Linked DNA regions of Homo sapiens: region 2 is linked to region 1. Evidence: chromatin contacts called from ENCODE Hi-C or POLR2A ChIA-PET data. All regions are on one chromosome and are shown on one strand. Each heading gives the region's core, a stretch centred on a gene start or an enhancer-like site at or near the end of the contact. The rest is flanking DNA. Distances are from core to core; before and after follow the strand shown. Region 1 overlaps CRLF3 (cytokine receptor like factor 3). Region 2 holds the start of RNF135 (ring finger protein 135).

Evidence for each region. A loop is a pair of places that touch in the nucleus more often than their neighbours do. ChIA-PET counts read pairs that join two places held with the same protein, here RNA polymerase II (POLR2A). Pooled maps may share reads with other maps.
Region 2: a loop to region 1 is called in a map of B cell, with 8 times the contacts of the local background. The contact joins the promoter of RNF135 here to the enhancer-like site in region 1. A Hi-C loop is called at or near these places in 1 of 168 maps with a recorded cell type or tissue (B cell) and 4 of 50 pooled maps. POLR2A ChIA-PET finds 5 or more read pairs at or near these places in 5 of 52 experiments (H1, activated B cell, activated CD4-positive, alpha-beta T cell and 2 more).

The regions. Positions count from the first base shown.
Region 1 is chr17:30,807,040-30,810,328 of GRCh38, forward strand. The region is part of intron 1 of CRLF3 (cytokine receptor like factor 3); the gene reads right to left. Among named protein-coding and RNA genes, the nearest start is that of CRLF3, 16 kb to the right of the region's middle. Within about 2 kb of position 2,017, at least 8 of the 41 ENCODE cell types and tissues checked have a DNase peak (open chromatin) inside an H3K27ac peak, as active enhancers do; they include B cell, where a contact is called at or near this core.
Region 2 is chr17:30,969,515-30,972,580 of GRCh38, forward strand. RNF135 (ring finger protein 135) reads left to right here and starts at 1,525. Exons shown (of 5, transcript NM_032322.4): 1 at 1,525-1,931. The coding sequence starts at 1,560. RefSeq lists enhancers at 661-750, 811-870, 939-1,500, 1,151-1,400, 1,501-2,062 and 1 more and a silencer at 1,481-2,020.

The sequences.
Region 1 (3,289 bases), core at 767-3,266:
TGACCTGGGCGACAGAGCAAGGCCCTCTTCTCAAAAAACAATTCAGGTAACATATAATTCATTTTCTCTCGCTTAATGGGAAAATTCTAACTATAAGCCACTCCGATAAGTTAAAGCAAAAACATACTTTGCTTTCTAGATATTATTATCTTAGTTTCATATGACATATTGTTTACCACCATAACCCTTTTGTTAACTTTCTCTTATCAAGAAAGTTTAAAGTATAAGAAAAATCCACCAAGAAAGAACATATCAAAATATGAATAAAGGACAATATTTCAACAGTTAATATAGAGATTTAAAAACTTTCTATTTATTCTCTAAATTCTCTCTAAATTTAAAAAGCAGAATACAATATTGTTTCCCAGCAATGTTCACGACCATGTAAAAACAAAAAATGCCCATGCCCAAGGACTAAAACAGAAAAAGAGCAGTATCATTTACTGGGTGGGCAGACCATAGAAACAATTTTCTTTCCTTTTTTTTTTTTTTTTTTTTTTTTTTTTTTTTGACACAGAGTTTCACTCTTGTGGCCCAGACTGGAGTGCAGTGGCGCAATCTCGGCTCACTGCAACCTCTGCCTTCTGGGTTCAAGAGATTCTCCTGCCTTAGTCTCCTGAGTAGCTGAGATTACAGGCGCATGCCACCACGCCTGGCTAATTTTTGTATTTTTAGTAGAGACAAAGTTTCGCCAAGCTGGTCTTGAACTCCTGATCTCCGGTGATCCACCCACCTTAGCCTCCCAAAGTGCTGGGATAAGGCGTGAGCCACCTCATCCAGCCCTTTTCTCTCCATTTGACATTAACGCAGTTATAATAATATTTATGCAGTTAGTAAAATAATTCTTTAAATCACAAAGAGAAATCCTAAATTAATTGTTAACTAATTTCTGTATTTACCAAAGAATTTCTGTGAAATAAATCCAAGTAAAAATTTTAAAAAGAAAGAAAGGCCATAAACCCAAATTGCACTTGATTCAGCTCACCATTCAACTATGAGATCTTTGCAAACTGGGCCCTCATCTACATAGCATCTGGTAAACAAATGCTGTTGAGTGAAAACGCAGTTAATCATGTGTGTTTCAAAGAACTTTCTAAAAGAACCAAAGAGAGAATACCTTATGATTTTAACACAACCCCTGGGATACTGTTAGAAATTCAGAATCTCAGGCCCCACCCAGAACTGCTAAATCAGAACATGAATTTTTTTTCTTTCCTCCTCCTCCCCTAGAACCTATATTTTTTTTTTTTTTTTTTTTTTTTTTGGAGATGGAGTTTTGCTCTTGTTACCCAGGCTGCAGTGCAATGGAGCAATCTTGGCTCACTGCAACCTCCACCTCCCGGGTTCAAGTGATTCTCCTGTCTCAGCCTCCTGAGTAGCTGGGATTACAGGCGCATGCCACCATGCCTGGCTAATTTTTGTATTTTTAGTAGAGATGGGGTTTCATCATATTGGTCAGGCTGGTCTCGAACTCCTGACCTCAGGTGATCCTTCTGCCTCAGCCTCCCAAAGTGCTGGAATTACAGGCGTGAGCCAACGCGCCCAGCCAAACCTGTATATATATATATTTTTTTTTTGAGTCTTGCTCTGTCGCCCAGGCTGGAGTGCAGTGGCGCCAACTCGGCTCACTGCAACCTCCGCCTCCCAGGTTCAAGCAGTTCTCCTGCCTCAGCCCCCCTAGTAGCTGGGATTACAGGCATGCGCCACCAAGCCCAGCTAATTTTTTTGTATTTTTAGTAGAGACGGGGTTTCACCATTTTGGCCAGGCTGGTCGCGAACTCCTGACCTTGTGATCTGCCCGCCTCAGCCTCCCAAGGTGCTGGGATTACAGGCATGAGCCACCGCACCCGGCCAAATCTGTATTTTTAACAGGACCCTCAGTTGCTTTGTATACATATTACAGATACCAGAATAAGTGAAGACCTTGTGTCAGAACGCTGTAATACATTTCGAATGGCCAAGAGGAAATTCTGCAGTTGAGCACTGTGCCTCTGAGGTCCTGTCTTGCTCTTTAGCGGATATAGCATACACAGGAAGTGCATTGGTTAGGTAAAGTCAATTTCCTCTTCAGAAAGAATTCAAAAGCTCCTTCAGCTGTTGCAGAGCCTACGTTTTGTTTTTGTTTCAGAACCTCAGAAAAAAGGAAGTAAGTGAACACAAAACAGACAGAGGGCTAAAAAAATGAGACTCAATTTCCAAATTCACCTCCTGTACTCTCATTGTAAATTTGGTCCCTTTTGCTCATAGAATCCCAACCACTGCCATTTGAAACTTGATACCACCATGGGATCATTTTCTTTTCCTTGAAATATTTCATGATTTAAAGCCTAGTCACCTTTAATCCAATCATGTAACTAATCAAGTTCATTTGCTTGACTTTATGAAACTAATTTAAAAATGCAGCTCCACTGCTGAGTGAATTTCTTCATATTTGATGTGGTACCAATGGTTCCATGCGTTCACTGTTAACTCAATAAATCTTCACAATGCACTTTCAGAAAGTGAGGACCAAAGAAGAGAAAGAAGACAACTTACCCAAGGCTTCGCAGTGCCAGAAACAGTCTAACTCCAAAGACTATGCTCTTTCATTACACCATGCTGTTTTGTACTTACAGGACACTTTTTTTTTGAGACAGGTTCTCACTTGGTCGTCCAGGCTGGAGAGCAGTGGTACAATCACAACTCACTGCGGCCTCGAACTCCTGGGCTCAGGTGATTCTCCCACCTTAGCCTCCCAGGTAGCTGGGACCACAGGCATGTGTCACTACACCCAGCTATATTTTGTATTTTTTGTCGAGACGGATTTTCATCATGTGGCCCAGGCTGGTCTCGAACTCCTGGACTCAAGCAATCCTCCTGCCTCGGCCTCTCAAAGTGCTGAGATTACAAGTGTGAGCCACCGCGCTCGGCCATAGAACACTATTTTAAAAGAGCTCCCAGATAAATCTGTAAATTATGTATTGGCTAAAGACACTTCTTGGTATAACACGTAGTATTTCCTGTCCCTGTGTAAAGAATTGTGTGGTGGACAACCAATCAGCTTCAAATGCTACCTAGTCATTCAAGGCAAAAACAACTGTGGTGATTTGTAACAAAATAGATTTAAGAATACAAATGACAGACAAGATTTCAAACAGGAAACTGTAATATACATTGTTTATGTTGATCAATAATATTTTGAAATAATCTGCCACTAAAACCTTTAATGTAACAGACCATTAAAACTTACAAAGTTTTGGCCTGAGCACATTGGCTCATGCCTGTAATCCCAGCACTTTGGGAGGCCCAG
Region 2 (3,066 bases), core at 275-2,774, 160 kb after region 1:
CTCCATAATTGGGGCAGCTGGCAGAAAGGGATACAATGGCCGGCTCAGTCGCCTTTAAAGCTGGTGGGAAGTAACATATTACCTCTGTGTGTTTCAAGTGGGTCAGGGAAGTGCCAGTCCTACCATGTGCCCAGAAAGGGAAAGCACTGGAAACGTTGATGAGCAGCGCTGCCTACTCCATGACACTTCCAGTATTAGAAATAACCACAAACGCTTTTTTTTCTTTCTTTTCTTTCTTTTTTTTCTTTTTTTTTTTTTTTTTTTTTTTGAGACGGAGTCTCCCTATGTCGCCCAGGCTGGAGTGCAGTGGCGCAGTCTTGGCTCACTGAAACCTCCGCCTCCCGGGTTCAAGAGATTCTCCTGCCTCAGCCTCCCAAGTAGCTGGGATTACAGGCATGCGCCAGGGCGCCTGGCTTTTCTTTTCTTTTCTTTTTGTATTTTCAGTAGAGATGAGGGTTCACCATGTTGGCCAGGCTGGTCTTGAACTCCTGACTTCAAGTGATCCAAAGGTCGGCTACAAACTTGTATTATCTGATACCTACTTTGAGCCCAGGCCAGAAAGGATAAAGTAAAGCATGAGACGTTGTTAGTTCATTTCAACAGATTGGGGAGTTGTGGGTTTTAGTCTCTGACGCTTCATTGTTACCATGAGAGCCTGCAAGTTTTTCTTTTTTCTCTTTTTTTTTTTTTTAACCTCTTTGGGTCATCTGGGAGGACGTGGTGCTCTTTTAGCTCTAACATTTTCTGGTTGCAATGCGTTTAGGACTGGGATGCGAAGTGAGTGAGTGAGTGAGCCTTCTCAGGAAAACACTTTCTAGAATTTTGTCCGAGTGTCTGTTGGGAAACGCGCTTACATCCCGCAGAAGGCGGTAAGGACACAGCGCACAACTCTGCATTATACCTGCGAGTTAAAAAGCCAAGGGTTCGCTCACTCAACCTTGAATGCGCGTCAGAATCACCTGGGGGAGGTTTTACAAAATACCCGTGCTCCACCCAAGACAATGAAATCAGACTCCCTGCGAGCGGGGCCGAACATCAGCATTTTTGAGGACGCTCCCTGTGGCTGTGCATCGGTGATCTTTAATCCCCTGCTACTTGTTAGAGGAGCTGGATGACACTTCGTGGGCTCATTCTCATAAATAAGCTGCTGAATGGAGTCCTCTCCTCCCAAGAGTTGTCGGTGTTGCATCTTTTTTGTTGTTTATTTTTTTTTAAGCCAACGGACGAAGACATCCAACGGTGCTGCATCTTAATGGAGGGACATCCAGCTAAAGGGAATCTTGGAGACCTCCGCGGGTTTCTAGCAGCTCGCGGCATGTTGGTTTCCCAGGGCAAGAGGCCGCCACTGAAGGTCAGCTCTGTCTTTCCAGCTGGGCACTGGAGGCTCTAAGTCTGTTTTCAGCAGGATCGGAGGAAGGAGACGGGGTGGCGCCAAGGAAGGAGGAGAAAAGGCGGCCGAGAAAAGGAGGAGGGCAAGGGGAAGAGGAAGGGCGAGGGAGGAGCCTGAGGAGACTCGCCCGGCTCAACCCCGACGTCCGCGCCCCGGCCGCCTGTTGGCCATGGCGGGCCTGGGCCTGGGCTCCGCCGTTCCCGTGTGGCTGGCCGAGGACGACCTCGGCTGCATCATCTGCCAGGGGCTGCTGGACTGGCCCGCCACGCTGCCCTGCGGCCACAGCTTCTGCCGCCACTGCCTGGAGGCCCTGTGGGGCGCCCGCGACGCCCGCCGCTGGGCCTGCCCCACTTGCCGCCAGGGCGCCGCGCAGCAGCCGCACCTGCGGAAGAACACGCTACTGCAGGACCTGGCCGACAAGTACCGCCGCGCCGCACGCGAGATACAGGCGGGCTCCGACCCTGCCCACTGCCCCTGCCCGGGCTCCAGTTCCCTCTCCAGCGCGGCCGCGAGGCCCCGGCGCCGCCCGGAACTGCAGCGGGTAGGGAGGCCGGGCCCGCAGCTCCCCTGGCTCCCCCGGGCTGCCCGCCGCCTGACCCTTTCCCATGTGGCTCGAACCCCTTTCCTCAGCCGTTCTACTTTTACGTTCCTTTTCTCAGTCTAAAAGTCGAGTTCCGCTCTTCGGAGGCACTTTGGAAAGTTCATAAAAGTATGAAGAAGTAGAAAAAAACAAATTCCCCATCTTCCGAAAGCTTGTCAACTTAGCTGTTACACAGCTTGGCATATTTCAACTTCTTCCCAATCGATCTTCGGTCTCTTTCTCTGAAACTTGTAAAATTGTGGTAAGATCTATATAACATTAAAACTGGCCATTTTAACCTTTTTCTTTATTTCTTTGAGACGGAGTCTCGCTCTGTCGCCCAGGCTGGATGGAGTGCAATGGCGTGCGTGATCTCGGCTCACTGCAACCTCCGCCCCCCAGGGTCGAGTGATTCTCTTGCTTCAGGCTCGAGAGTAGCTGGGATTACAGGCGTGCGCCATCACGCCCGGCTAATTTTGGTATTTTTAGTAGAGACGGGGTTTCGACATGTTAGCCAGGCTAGTCTCAAACTCTTGACCACAGATGATCCGTCCGCCTCGGCCTCCCAAAGTGCTGGGATTACAGTCATGAGCCACAGCGCCTGGCCTCATTTTAACCTTTTATTTTTTTGAGACGGAGTTTTGCTTTGTGGCCCAGGCTGGAGTGCAGTGGCGCCATCTTGTCTCACTGCAAGCTCCGCCTCCCGGGTTCACGCCATTCTCCTGCCTCAGCCTCCCGAGTAACTGGGACTACAGGCGCCCGCCACCACGCCTGGCTAATTTTTTGTATGTTTTTTTCTTTTTTTAAAAAATAGGGACGGGGTTTCACCGTTGTTAGCCAGGATGGTCTCGATCTTCTGACCTCGTGATCTGCCCGCCTCGGCTTCCTAAAGTGCTGGGATTACAGGTGTGAGCCACCGCGCCCCGCCTATTTTAACCATTTTTAAGTGTACAATTCAGTGACAAATTAGTTACATTTCCTGTTGTGCAACTATCACTTCTGTTTCCAAAACTGTTTCATCATCATAAACAGAAACTTTGTACTCATTAAGCAGTAACTCCTCATTTCTCCTCCCTCTAGCCCCTGCTCACATCTA